2 separate regions of the Homo sapiens genome follow, and region 2 is linked to region 1. The links are chromatin contacts, found by Hi-C or POLR2A ChIA-PET in ENCODE. All regions are on one chromosome and are shown on one strand. The core of a region is the stretch at or near the end of the contact, and the rest is flanking DNA. Distances in the headings are between cores, read along the strand shown. Region 1 overlaps DNAJC16 (DnaJ heat shock protein family (Hsp40) member C16). Region 2 overlaps SPEN (spen family transcriptional repressor).

Evidence for each region. A loop is a pair of places that touch in the nucleus more often than their neighbours do. ChIA-PET counts read pairs that join two places held with the same protein, here RNA polymerase II (POLR2A). Pooled maps may share reads with other maps.
Region 2: a pooled map shows a loop between it and region 1 (2.7-fold over the local background). The contact joins two enhancer-like sites. A Hi-C loop is called at or near these places in 2 of 50 pooled maps. POLR2A ChIA-PET finds 5 or more read pairs at or near these places in 2 of 52 experiments (GM12878 and activated T-cell).

Annotation. Positions count from the first base shown.
Region 1 is chr1:15,567,347-15,574,792 of GRCh38, reverse strand. It overlaps DNAJC16 (DnaJ heat shock protein family (Hsp40) member C16), which reads right to left. Exons shown (of 15, transcript NM_015291.4): 15 at 3,060-7,015. The coding sequence ends at 6,616. AGMAT (agmatinase (putative)) reads left to right here. Exons shown (of 7, transcript NM_024758.5): 6 at 1-36; 7 at 1,069-3,094. The coding sequence ends at 1,142. Among named protein-coding and RNA genes, the nearest start is that of AGMAT, 14 kb to the left of the region's middle. Within about 2 kb of position 2,877, at least 6 of the 41 ENCODE cell types and tissues checked have a DNase peak (open chromatin) inside an H3K27ac peak, as active enhancers do.
Region 2 is chr1:15,916,439-15,923,884 of GRCh38, reverse strand. SPEN (spen family transcriptional repressor) reads right to left here. Exons shown (of 15, transcript NM_015001.3): 7 at 4,834-4,959; 8 at 4,368-4,481; 9 at 2,902-3,015; 10 at 1,536-1,636. Among named protein-coding and RNA genes, the nearest start is that of ZBTB17, 56 kb to the left of the region's middle. Within about 2 kb of position 4,389, at least 5 of the 41 ENCODE cell types and tissues checked have a DNase peak (open chromatin) inside an H3K27ac peak, as active enhancers do.

The DNA.
Region 1 (7,446 bases), core at 1,628-4,127:
ATCTTGTCGAAGTTTCACCACCGTATGATCTTTCTGGTGAGTAAGCAAAGAGACTGAGATCCATGGGCAGCCGGTAGCTTAAATTACACGAAGCTAGTTAATAAGTAGAAAATGGGGCCAGGCATGGTGGCCCAAGCCTGTAATCCCAGCACTTTGGGAGGCCAAGGTGGGCAGCTCACCTGAGGTCAGGAGTTCAAGACCAATTTGGCCAACATGGCGAAACCCCATCTCTCTAAAGATATAAAAATTAGCCAGGTGTGGTGGCACACACCTGTAATCCCAGGTACTCAGGAGGCTAAGGCAGGAGAATCGCTTAGAACCTAGGAGGCGGAGGTTGCAGTGAGCTGAGATTGCGCCACTGCACTCCAGCCTGGGTGACAGAGCGAGACTCCATCTCAAAAAAAAAAAAAAAAAGATGAGTCCCTTATATGACTTGGGGAAGCAGCTGAGCATGTCCAATGGTGAAGAAAACACACCTATTACTGCACACCTTACAAACATGAGCTCATTAACCCTAACAAAACCCCCAGGAGGTAGTTAAGTATCATTAGCTTGCCCACCAATCAGCAGAAGAGAAAGAAACCAGCCTGTAGTCTAGTGACAGGGTGGCCCAATCCCCGTCTCCTTTGATGTTTCATTGCAAAGTGAATTCTAAAGCATAAATAATATATGTTAATATTTATCAAATAGGAACTTAGCTGGTTAAGATCTTCAAAGCAGACGCCATCCCAATAATTTTAATGTAGACAAACTTATGGAATTAGGCCTATCGACCTCAGAGGATAGATAATACAGTACACATCATTATTATAGGTTCTCCTTTGGGAAAAATCTGTTCTCAGAGTAAACAAAGAACTTTCTGAATTTTAAAATATGATTCCCAAATGATGCTTGATGGAGGCAGAGAGCCTGGGCAAGCGTGTTCACAGCTGGCGGGCACCCTAGAGGGGTGCACAAGACAGGGCTCTGGAAAAGGAGGCACAAGGGGAAGAGAAAGCTGAGGAGTCCCAAGGCTTGGCTCAGCGGGTCGTCTGCAGGGTATTCATGTGAGGTTTTACTTTTTCTTAGGGAACACAGCCCTGCTGGCGGCTAACCTGCTGTTTGAGATGCTATGTGCTCTCCCCAAAGTGACAACCGTCTGAGTCTTGTGCTCTTCAAGACAAAACAGATTGCGTCGCTGACAAGTTCTCAAGAAGAACTTATGAGTAAGCAGTCTGAGAACTAAAGAGTTTATGCCAAGAAAACTTTCTGCTGAAAGTGTCATTGCTGGCTGTGAAGTCGGGATAATCAGTAGAATTCTCACCCAAACAGCAACATTTCTAAGGAACTTGGATTAATTGGGGGAAAAAAAAAGGAGTACTTGTACTGCTTTGATTTTTTTTCCTTTGATGAAAGATGGAGGATAAAGGGGAAGTGAGGAGAATTTCTTTCAAGATTATCTAAACATTAGAAACATGACATTTAAAAAAACTATGAAATAATACTGTATAAGCATTCCATATTTCTATATCTTCCTTTTAAACATTTTTTTTTTTGAGATAGAGTTTTGCTTGTCACCCAGGCTGGAGTGCAATGGCATGATCTCGGTTCATTGCAACCTCCGCCTCCCGAGTTCAATCGATTCTCCTGCCTCAGCCTCCTGAGTACCTGGGATTACAGGTGCCTGCCACCACGCCTGGCTAATTTTTGTATTTTTAGTAGAGACAGGGTTTCACCACATTGGCCAGGCTGGTCTTGAACTCCTGACCTAAGGTGATCCGCCCGCCTCAGCCTCCTTAAAGTGCTGGGATTACAGGCATGAGCCACCGCACCCAGCCGCTTTTTAAAATTTTGATGATCTGCTTCCTAGAGTATTGAGTATCTTCCTTTAAACTACAGCTCCTCCTCGGACGCTGCAGTGAGCTGAGATCGCACCACTGCACTCCAGCCTGGGTGCCAGAGCAAGACTCCATCTCAAAAAAAAAAAAAAAAAATACAGCTTCTCCTATGAGGTGCTTAGGGCTGCATCTTGGTTTTAGGACCACTGTGAACGTAAGTAAAAAGTATAAAGTAACACGGAGAGCCTAATGAAGAAACTTCTTGCTCAGAGGCCTAGAAGGGTACACAAAATGTCTTCTAAACTAGAAAACCTAAGGCTGGACACGGTGGCTCATGCCTGTAATCCCAGCACTTTGGGGGGCGGAGGTGGGCAGATCACTTGAGGTCAGGAGTTCGAGACCAGCCTGGCCAACATGGTGAAAACCCATCTCTACTGAAAATACAGAAGTTAGCTGGGCGTGGTGGCGCGTGCCTATAGTCCCAGCTACTCAGGAAGCTGAGGCAGGGGCATTGCTTGAACCCGGGAGGTGGAGGTTGCAGTGAGCTGAGGTCATGCCACTACACTCCAGCCTGGGTGACAGAGTGAGACTCCGTCTCCAAAAAAAAAAAAAAAAAAAAAAAAGCAGGCCGGACCCAGTGGCTCACGCCTGTAATCCCAGGCCTAGGCGGGAGGATCACCTGAGGTCAGGAGTTCAAGACCAGCCTGGCCAACATGGTGAAACCCCGTCTCTACTAAAAAACAAAACAAAACAAAACAAAACAAAAAAACCCCAGAAAACAAAACAAAACTGGAAAATGTCAGCTGGGCTTTTTTTTTTTTTTTTTTTTCTGAGATGGAGTCTCGCTCTGTCCCCCAGGCTGGAGTGCAGTGGCCCGATCTTAGCTCACTGCAATCTCCGCCTCCTGGGTTCAAGCAATTCTGCTGCCTCAGCCTCCTGAGTAGCTAGAATTACAGTCATGCGTCACCACGCCCGGCTAATTTTTGTATTTTTAGTAGAGACGGGGTTTCACCATGTTGGCCAGGCTGGCAGCTGGGCTCTTAATGTTACTTATTGTAACTCACTTCCTGTAAGACTCAATCTACTCTTCAAGTTGATGTACCCTCTATGACTGTAATTCCTGAAATCTGCAGTTATGCTGTGGTGATCTTAAGCGTGTCTTGAGTTCCATGCAAATTCAATTCTGTTGATAATGTGTCCATAATCAAATCATCATCTTGCAATGCAAGGGCTACCCCATAATTATCAGACATTAAAATAGTTTATTTCTTTTTCCATTCTGTAATCTTAAAATAACATCAGCTTCAGTGCCTGTTCACAATACAAAAAAAGTCAAAAAACAAAAACAACACCCAAAACATAAAAAAGAAACAATTTGCCAAATAAGTTATTTGTTCCTAAGAGTATCAAAAGTGCAAAATATTCACCTTCTTTTCAGATCTCTCCCAAGCATAATTATCCTCCTTGACAAACTGAACAGACAGATTCAGCAGCTGCCACACTGCACTTGTTTTTAGGGGACAATGTCAGACAGGTGGATGTGAACTACAGTTCCTCTGTAAAGATGTTTGGCATCAGCTTTTAAAGAATTCTAGTTAACAAAACAGGTCTGAGTATGTGCTTCCAATCTCTATTCCCAAACAAAGGAAATCACTAAAAAAACAGATCACACTTCTTTTTATAACAGAAAAATATTTATGTAATGATGGCAGCTGCAAATTGATTGGGATGTTAATAAATAAAAAGGAACAAGTATCAACAAGCTGCAAATGAGGAAGAAACCAACCTACCTGAAAACTACAACCAAATTCTCATGGCTAATAAGTGATGGCAGTGAGACCATGGCCCCTAATGGAAGTTAGGGCAGCCTCACCCACTGAAATGTTGTTTAGTTGGAGCTGATAGCCTCAGTGTTAGATAAAAATTGTGCAACACCTGAGCAACAAATTTTTTTTTTTTTTTGGAAATTGGCATGTATTCTGCAAAGACTTGTTTTAGGCCAGTTTTACCCCATCTGCTAAACGCAATGCATAGTCTGTATCAACCAGAAGAACCCATCTCTAAAAACATCAATGTTGATAGTCAAAGACCACTGTGTTAGAACCAAAATCAGGTCTTGTATGATTACATACATCAGACAGAGCAATGGTGGCACAGGCTGAGCATGACAATGGCTCATATGTTTGACGCAAAAGTAAACAAATTCATGGATGCATTCAGGAGGAATGCCTTGCATGGACAAGGGTAAAGTTCAATTTAAAATAAAAGCTCCCTAATATTCTCATAGGGCACCAGCTCTAAACCGGTCTGTAGAAGAGCTTTTGGGCTGAAACATCTGCCAGGAACATTGCCAATCCCATCACTACCTTCATTTCCTAGTGCAAATGGAAGGTGCAGCTGTTTGAAGGTGCTTTTTAAAAGATCAAAAGATGACTTGAAGAGATAAAAATGTTTAAAAATGAACAAATCTGGCATGGTGGCTCATATTGATAATCCCAGCACTTTGGGAGGCCAAGGTGGAAGGACTGCTTGAGGCCAGGAGTTTGGGACCAGCCTGGGCAACATAGCAAGACCTCGTCTCTATTAAAAAAAATATAAATAAATACACTTGGAGAGTTTTTGGTTTTCAGAAATTAAAGTCAGGAATTTCATTAGTACAGAAATTAAAAATAAAAACCTACTACCAAACCAAAAGACCACTCATATAAGCAATCTGGCCATAAAATACCTAGAAAGTAATATTGAGGACTGATGTATCAAGGAGCCAAATGAATTCCTTGACCATTTCTAGTTGGACCAGGTGCCATGAGATACAGCATTCAGAGGAAGTGTCCATTTTTAGAGGATCATATGGAAGAATGAAGCCTGGCAGTGATTTATTTTTTAATAAAGCTACAGACTCCATGAAAACTACAGGAATTCCTGGCCTTAAATAATTTATTACTTACCAATGTAGCTCAAGATTTAAATTATTCAGGATCCAAGTGGCTTAGTTTAAAGCATTAAGATTAAAGAAATACTAACTTAGCCGGGAGTGGTGGCTCACGCCTGTAATCCCAGCAGCACTTTGGGAGGCTGAGGCAGGCAGATCACCTGAGGTCAGGAGTTCATGACCAGCCTGATCAACATGGAGAAATCCCGTCTCTACTAAAAATACAAAATTAGCCGGGCTAATTACATGGTGGCACATGCCTGTAATCCTAGCTACTCAGGAGGCTGAGGCAGGAGAATCACTTGAACCTGGGATGTGGAGGTTGCGGTGAACCGAGATCGCACCATTTCACTCCAGCCTGGGCAACAAGAGTGAAACTCTGTCTCAACAACTAAAAAAAAAAAAAAAAAAAGAAATACTTAGTAAATGTCCCATCACTGATTTTCACCCTTCACAAAGCCACCAAAGGCACCTTGCTTTGACATTTGAACGGACCACTCTTTGAAGCTGTCCAAACTCAAACTCAGAACCACTGGTCATTCTGCCCTGAAAAATAAAAGGTATGCTCTCTAACTGGCTGGTATGAGGCACCCTGGGGTCCACTATACCTGGAGCTCAGCACGCTCAGGTGCTGATGGCCAGTCTGACCCCAATACTGGTGAAGCAGCTCTAAGTTAAGAGTGAAAACAATGAAGATGAGACATCAAAATACAGCCCAGAAGTGGAAAGTAAGCCTTTTGCAAAATGGGAGTCTAGAACAAATCTTGGCTCACTTCCTGCAAAAGATGACTTGAAGAGACAGCACTTTTAGGGTAACAGTGTTCAAAATACAATTGTTGAGAAATTTTAAGTTCCTTGATACAAAGACATGTTTGGTATTTTACTAAAGAGACACTATTGAAGAGATTCCTTAAGCCTGACTCATAGCAGGTGGGAATAATTTCTCTTCAGTTTAACATCTACTGGCTTTATAGCAGCTTATCTCTACGTTCAGAGAACAAGATTACAAGTTATGGCTCCTAATATCCATACCCTAAAATCGACAGAGGCAGAAAGGCATCTGAAGACATACATGTCAACGGCTCAAAGTCATCACAGTACTTCTCGCTGTGCAGACCCCTCCCCTGGCTACCAGCAGCGCTGGGGCGGCGGATGGGATGCTCACAGCGTGTCTCAAGGCTGCATCGCTTCAGCCACTGCTCAGCCTCCCTTTCCTTTTCTTGAGAACTCACATGCAGAACTCCCGTTTATTCCTTTCCTTTTCAACCTGTGGCCAACAAACTGTTGTTGGGGGATACCCCCAAAATATACATTTAGCCACTTACTCCCAGAACAACCAGTAAACGTGAGATTGCTTGGAAAGGGGCCTTTTTCCAGATGCGGGGCTAGAAGCTGCCGTGGGTTGTTCAGAGTTAGGAGCATGCGCCATGGCAGCAGCACAGCAGGGCCGGGATTGGGGAAGGGGCCAATGACCTGGCCTGCACGACAGGCTCATGAGGGTCCGCCAGATGCCGCTTGCAGGGTGGAGCCCTGTGCTTCTCCAAGACACAGGACAGGAGGGTGGGGTGAGCATGGGACAAGGACAAGAAAGGAAGAGGGGATGAGCAGTCTATTTTCAATGGTGTGGCATTCAGTGGGGAAAAATAACACCCAGAGGAAAAGATTTTCATCTAGGCGATTCAAACTGGTGGTGTTTTTCATTCCTAGGTTAGAACAGGACAAAGGAAAGATTCTTCTAGCCATGGTTCTAGAAGAGCAATCTAAAATCTATACTCTGTTCATTGTGGTAGTTTGAGTCCTGAAAATACCTGTTCACAGGGGCATGTTAAAAAGTCTGAAGAGTTCAAATCTCTTTGGAAAATCCTCTCAGTCTAGTTCAGGCCATGATGGGATATAAAACCTCTGTAAGGAGCCCTCCAGCAGGCGTTCCATCCATAAAGAGAGCTTGCTCAACTTTCCTTTGATGGGCCTGGATCCAAGGCCACAGGAAGGTTTCCCTCGAGATTCACCCAGGTAGAGGGAAGAGTCAACATCACTGCACGACCCTATGGCTTCCTCCTCTTCGACTGTCTTTTGGGGCTTGAAGAGGCAGAAGTATTTCTTGTGGCCATTCAGAGCCAGTACATAACCAGTGTAGTCACGCTCCATGAAATGCTTATCATATTGGTTTGGGATTGGAGCTGCATCTTGAGCAAATTCTAGTAAGTATTCTAGCCATTCTCTGTGTTTATCTAGACTCAGGAAGGAGAAGTGTAGGCAGCTGCTCCTGTAGGAAGAAGAGAATTGAGGACTCAGGGCATTTCCTGACACATTTAATTGCTGAGAAAATAAATACCCCAGTGAGACTTAAAATAATAGGAAAACGCTTTGTGTTGGATGGGGCCTGAACACAGAGAAAAAGAAGGCCTTCTGTGGGAGCCAGTGCCTCTCCAGCAGCTGCGACACTTCAATCACCCATTCCCCCATCGCTTGCTCGGTGGAACTTAACATTGCTCTTCTGGAAAATACACAAGGGCTAGAGAACAGTAACTGAAAGGGCTCAGGGAATAACACTGAGTTCAAGCTTTTCTGTTCAGAACCAACAAAACACGAAGTGAAGTGGGAAAAGAGGTCCCTGTCGCAATGGCTCAGATGTCTGGATTGGAAAGGTCACAGCCAGCATCTTGCTGTATGGATGAAGCCCCACAAGACCAAAGA
Region 2 (7,446 bases), core at 3,140-5,639, 350 kb before region 1:
CAGCCTGACCAATATGGTGAAACCCCGTCTCTACTAAAAATACAAAAATTAGCCGGGCATGGTGGCATGCGCCTGTAGTCCCAGCTACTCGGGAGGCTGAGGCAGGAGAATCGCTTGAACCAGCAAGGCAGAGGTTGCAGTAAGCCAATATCGCATCACTGCACTCTAGCCTAGACCACAGAGCAAGACTTCATCTCAAAAAAAAAAAAAAGCACAAAGTATTCAACGACTGTTGTACAATATTCCACTAAGAAATTAATATATATTAATACTTGCTATCATTTAAACAAAAATGAATTGGCAAGAAGAGGCAGTAGAAAGGGAATGCATTCAACAGGGCTTGTGGCAGCACAACCCTGACTTGGCTCATCTTGCCATGGAGCCCTTTTCATACTTTGAACTCAAGTGTCTAAAGGCGTTTTTCACACAAACCTTTTGTCTAACACATATAGGGGTGGAGACCTAGTGGGAACATTCCAGGAAACTTAATCAGAGGTATGTCTGGAAAAACAGCTTGATAATATGGACCAAATTTCCATTTTCAAAAGTAATCAGCTATTGAAGAATCTGGTGGCATTATCTTAAGATGTTTTACTATATTTCGGTCTGTTCAGCAGAAAAAATATTAAATACTACATAACCATGACTGAAAGTATTAACAAGAGGAAATCAGGTTTGCCCTGCACATTGCCAAAGTTGCCAGTTTACATATGCTTTGGCTTATTGATTCACTTTGACTATTTAAGAGATTCAACTTTAAAATAAAGCTCTTGATATTCTTTTGGAAGTTTTTATTTATTTATTTATTTTTTAAGTTAAATGTATGAGCACATACAACCTGGTTGTTGTCATTACTAAATATGTAGCCATTTAAAAGTTTATAATGCACTCTAACATATATTAATACATTTACTTTAAGAAGTAACTGTAAGCAAGATGATTTGTATTTATGATTAATGGTACATAAAGCAGACCAGGTGTGGTGGCTCACACCTGTAATCCCAGCGCTTTGGGAGGCCAAAGCGGGCAGAATGCTTGAGCCCAGGAGTTCAAGACCAGCCTAGACAACATGGAGAAAACCCATCTTTACAAAAATTACTCCAGCGTGGTGGCAAGTGTCTGTAGTCCCAGCTAATCAAGAAGATGATGTGTGAGGATCACTTGAGCCTATAAGGCAGAGACTGCAGTGAGCCATGATCATGCCACTGCACTCCAGTCTGGGTGACAGAGTGAGACCCTGTCTCAAAAAAAAAAGTACATAAAGTTATCACCTGGCAAAACAGTAACTCTTTCAAGTTCTAGGAGCATTCAGTGAGAAATCCAGACAGGTTGCTCCAAACCCATAGGAATTACCTGGAAACTAGATTCAAAAAAATAAACCTGTGTTTCCATATGAAGTGATAAAAGAGAAGCATTCTCTATTCTAGAAGATGAAAGTAGGGGTAAAGAGTGAAAAATAAAATTTAATGCCATCTTAAGTTTCTGTATTAAAACTATTAAAACTCAAGCTACACTGGTAAGTTTAAAATACATACCTTCTTTCGGCTAACATTTCATAAAAGTCTCTGATGTCTTGACCAGATTTCTCCATGCAGTGATAAAAAGCCAGCTGACTTTCCCGATTTGCAAAATCCACCTTTAAAAAAAAAAAGAGGTGTTTGATGCAAGTTTCAAATTTTAATGATGGAAAAATGTTATCAGATTTGTAAATTCTTCACAACATAGCCCTTCTGAGAAAATTTCAGGAAACAGCAATGTATCTCAAGTAAAACAGTCCTCATCACTGAAACTATATTAACCTGAAATCTCTCAAATTCTGTATAAACCGTGATAAAAGAATGAAATTTATAAAGTTTCAAACCCAATTGTGAAGGAGTGAAAAAAGCAAAATGGAAAACTGAAATGGCAATTAAGTAATCAGATCAACTAAATCCAGCAATCTCTGTTGCCAAAACTACAGTTAGAATATAAAACAAAATATGGATGAACATTTTAAACTTTATTCACAGCTGGGCCTCAAAGTTACTAAAGCATATGATGCTCATCAGCTATCAAATAGCTTATCATCTTATTTTTAAAATACTTTTTTCAACCTAACAATCATAGTTATTTCATAGTTAAGTGCATAAATTCCTTCAAACTACCATGAATACAAGTTTTTAAAAACATACACTGGACATAAAGTTATGCTTTAAGTGGCTACCCACTCTTCAGGAGAGTAGGAAAGGAAAGAAAGACATATCATTCAGGATGCTGGACTGATACTATGAGGCCCTGGGTGTCAGATACCCATAACTGTGGTCAAGCCTGCGATGAGAGTGTCTGTGTGAGCATCAGCACCCGAACACTGAGAAGCACACTTCTTTGAATGAGAAGATTTTTAGGGAAGGATCTGTGGCTAATGGTTTAAAGATGCTGTGCCCACAAGTAGCTGAGCATAAAATTGTAATATTCCCCTTAAACACTAATGATACAGCATACGTGTCTTGTAAACCACTCCCCTGGCTGGCAGCCTACAAAATGCTAGTTATTAACGGGGTGATTTCTTTTTTTTGGAGATGGAGTCTTACTCTGTCACCCAGGCTGGAGTGCAACGGCATGATCTCAGCACACTGCAACCTCCGCCTCCTGGGTTCAAGCAATTCTCCTGCCTCAGCCTCCCAAGTAGCTGGGATTAACAGGCACGCGCCACCAAGCCCGGCTAATTTTTCTTGTATTTTTAGTAGAGACGTGGTTTCACCATGTTCATCAGGCTGGTCTCGAACTCCTGACCTCAGGTGATCCACCTGCCTTGGCCTCCCAAAGTGCTGGGATTACAGGCGTGAGCCACCACGCCCAGCCCAAGAGGGTGAGATTTGAATAGGACTTTGTTTTGCTTCTGTTTAAAGTCATTCTGCACACCTTAATTTTATTCCCACCGATTTTCCTCCCTTTGGTCTCTTTTACAGCTGCTTGTGCATATTCAATTTCATTGTAGAGAACCAGGGCCATGCCTTTTAAGCGGTCAAACACCACCTGTAAAACAAACAAACAAAAAACAAGTAAGAGCCTCATCCACTGGACTTAGTGTCAGTCCCAACAAAATCCTAAGCCACAAGGACACGGATGAGAAAAAATATATTTTTATATATTTTATTCTATTAAAAAAAAAAGTGTGATGCACACTGTAGTGAACACAATAAAATGAAAATGTGCAGGGACTGTTTAGAATCATAGACATTATGGCTTGAGATATTATGCCTTTATTTTGTTCTTCTGTATTTTACTTTGTTTTCCATGTTTACTGACCACTATATTGTATTTCAGTAAAGTATTCGTCTTGTTTTGGCTCAAAACAAAAAAGCAAAACCAACAACAGCAAAAAACACCCTTGAAAGGAAGGAAAAATTAAGAACAACAAAGAATTTCTGTGAACTTTGGCTACAAGTAGCATAACTGTCTTAAGGCTGTGGATTTTTTTATACAGGCAATCTTTAAGATGTGTATTTCTCTAAACAACAAAAGCTACATTTAAAGTATTGTCTGCCAGGCGCAGTGCCTGTAATCTCAGCACTTTAGGAGGCCGAGGCAGGTGGATCACTTGAGGTCAGGAGTTTGAGACCAGCCTGGCCAACATGGCAAAACCCCATCTGTACTAAAAATACAAAACTAGCCAGGCGTGGTGGCACACACCTGTAATCCCAGCTATTCAAGAGGCTGAGGCTAGAGAATCGCTTGAACCTGGGAGGCGGAGGTTGCAGTGAGCTGAGATCCCGCCGCTGCACTCCAGCCTGGGTGACAGAGTGAGACTCTGTCTCAATTAAAAATAAATAAATAAATTTAAAAAAAAAAAAGCATTGTCAAGGGTATACAATATACCTACCACAGAGTAAACATAGTTTTAAGGAACCAAAGCTTTACCTTCACACACTGAATTGGGTCTGGAGACCCTTTTCCTGTTGCTTATGGATGTATTACATAAAAATCATTGGTTAGATGAATATTCTGTTGTGTGAACTTCCCCTCATTTAAAAAAGTCTAATTACATATTTAGTGTAAATGTGAATAACTATATAGTCAGACTATCTAATTTTAATGTAAGATAAAATTATAAAAATCCCTAAGCAACATTTCTATTTCATTCTATTTATACTATGAGAATAGTTTCAAAATTAATCACCTTGGCTAGTTCAAAATAGTTTCTTCAAAATACTCATAACTTAAGGCAACAGATGCAAATGCCCTTATTGACCAAATCTTAGCAAACATAATTTTAATGTGCTCGTTATTAAAGAAATAGGCAATGCTAGCCAACTGAGACTGAAAGGAGAGAATACCAAGACGAGTGAGTCAGAAGTCTGAACCACATACCAAAACCTCCCGCCTACCTTTACCACAGGCCCATATCGGCAGAAATGTCGTGTTAAATACTGATCTGACACATTCGAAGAAAGCCCATCTAGCCACACGCAGTTTGTAGGCATGCTCTTTCCAAAACCCAGCTGAATATAAAAGGCAAAATTTCTATTAGTAAAGTTCACAATTACTATTCAACTACAACAGAATTCTCAGAAAACTGGTTTTCTATAGTAATCTTATCAAATCAACATCTCAAGTGGGAAACATCTGGTTAAAATTAAATAGGAATATACAAAAAAAATCCTGCCTGGCTAATCGAATATTAATCAGATTACAGTATATAATAGGATAGGAATGCAAAGAAGTATATCACTTTTATGGTTATCTGTCTTAGTAGGATCTTAAATAATAAGGCATATGCAAAAAAAAAACCCTTCAAGTCTTAAAAAACAAAGCAAATCATAACAGCACAATAATTTATGCAAATTCATTTACCTTGAGGCGATTATTTCCAAGATATTCCCCATCCATCTTCTTAATAGCTTTACAAACGCTAGCAATATCACAGTATTGCAGAAACGCATACTGAGGAACTCCATTTACTTTCTTAATGTCAATATCCTGAAAAAACCAATGAATACAACTTAGCAATATGCCCAAGAAAATAAATTAGAATGAACCAAGTCCATATAGGGTATTTATTTCTCAAAAAAGTCATGTTCTCAATCATCATTTACTTAGTTAAAAAAACTGTACACCTTAATACAATGGTAAGTTACTAGTTTGCTATAAAACATATAGCATTTATTGTCACAAACCATGAAATCCTTCTCATGTGAAGCTCTCTGCAGAGGAGCAACAGCATTGCAATTCAAAATTCAAAATTTAAAATCCATACTAACAGCATTAAGAGAAACTTAACGATAATAAAGAAAAGGCAGGCTATTTAATGAAATCCTAAGAAATAATTCCCTTCTGCAATATCTAAAATCGTTATTAGGGGCCAGGCCATTTAAAATATGATATCTGGCTGCGCACCGTGGCTCACGCCTGTAATCCTAGCACTTTGGGAGGTGGAGGCGGGCGGATCACTTGAGGTCAGGAGTTCGACACCAGCCTGGCCAACACGGTGAAAACCTGTCTCTACTAAAAATACAAAAATTAGCCAGGCATGGCGGCACATGCCTGTAATCCTAGTTATTCTGAAGGCTGAGGCAAGAGAATCGCTTGAACCCGGGAGGCAGAGGTTGCGGTAAGCCAAGATCGCGCCATTGCGCAGGTGACAAAAGTGAAACTCCGTCTTAAAAATAAATAAATAAAATAAAATATGATATCTGAGAAGATTAATAAATCTTTGTTCTTTAACCTTTAAAATTAAAAGATCAATAAATAAATAAATAAATAACAGATAACTGTCTAAAGACAAAAGAAGCTGGAGCCCAGATAGGTTACTGAATTCCATACCACCCATCTAGGTAGGCAGTAGAACTGCAATTAGAGTATATGCTACTCCCACAAAACCAAAATAATTTGACAAATCAAAATAATTGAAAATGAGGTCATCCATTTCTCCATCAGCAAGGAAGGACATTGGGGTGGGGCTGTCATACCTATCAAGGACAATAACTAACTACCAGGGCTTCCAGTGCTTTGATGAAACCTCAGATGTGTGACTTTCTGGCCAAGAATCTGTAATATCATATTGCTGGAGCATTAATTGGGGGTTGTGGTTCTCTATAAGTTTGCTGTGGCTGAACCAAGAAAGAAGGCATGTGCAGATTTCTACAGAAGTTACGATTCTATGAAAGATTTTGAGGAGATGAGAAAGGCTGATATCTTACAAAATGTTATCTCCCAGCCTGGGCATGGTGGCTCACACATGTAATCCCACCACTTTAGGAGGCCACGGCAGGTAGATCACCTGAGGTCAGGAGTTTAAGACCAGCCTGGCCAACACGGTGAAACCCCGCCTCTACTAAAAAATACAAAATTAGCTGGGCATGGTGGCGGGCGCCTGTAATCCCAGCTACTCAGGAGACTGAGGCAGGAGAATCGCTTGAACCCAGGAGGCGGAGGCTGCAGTGAGCCAAGATCGCACCACTGCACTCCAGCCTGGGTGACAAGAGTGAAACTCTGTCTAAAAAAATAATAATAGTATATCCCAAGATTACAAAGCTGTGACCAAAATATTTTCATTTTTAAACTGACTCTAATTTTAAGTCATAAAGGAACAGAAAACTTCTTGTACCCCTTAATCTAACAATGACTTGCATAATATAAAAAGTGATTCAAATTAAGACTTCCTAATAGAATTAAACTGCTAGCAGACGACATCCATATTCTAGTAATCCCCAAGGTATTTCTGATGTGCACTGTGATCACAAAACAATCATACACTAATTTGCTGCTTCTATTTTTGGAGACAGGGTCTCACTCTGTCACCCACGCTGGAGTACAGTGGCGTGATCTCGGCTCACCGCAGCCTCTGCTTCCTGGGCTCAAGTGGTTCTCCAGCCTCAGCCGCCTGAGTAGCTGGGACTACTGGAGCAAGCCACCAACGCCCAGCTAATTTTTGTATTTTTATAGAGACAGGGTTTCACCATGTTGCCCAGGCTGGGCTTAAACTTCTGAGCTCAAAGTGATCTGCCCACCTCACCCTCCCAAAGTGCTGAGATTATAGGTGTGAGCCACCATGCTCAGCCTGCTGCTTCATTTTTACAAACATTTTTCTCTTCCAGATTTTCCTTTCAATCCACAGGACTAGAGATGGCATTAAAACAGAACCCAATGAACAAAGAAAGATAAAAATGGGTAAGAGCCAGCCTGGGCAACATGGCAAAACACCACCTCTACAAAAAACACAAGAGTTAGCTGGGCGTGGTGGGACATGTCTGCAGTCCCAGCTACTCAGGAGACTGAGAGATGGGAGGATCACTTGAGCCCAGGAGGTTGAGGCTGCAGTGAGTCGTGATCATGACACTGCACTCCAGGCTCGGAGACAGAGTGATACTCTGTCTCAAAAAAAAAAAAAAAAAAGAGGTAAGAAAATATATATGTGTAAACAAAGGACATATATTACATTTTTACACACGTATATAGAACCATACC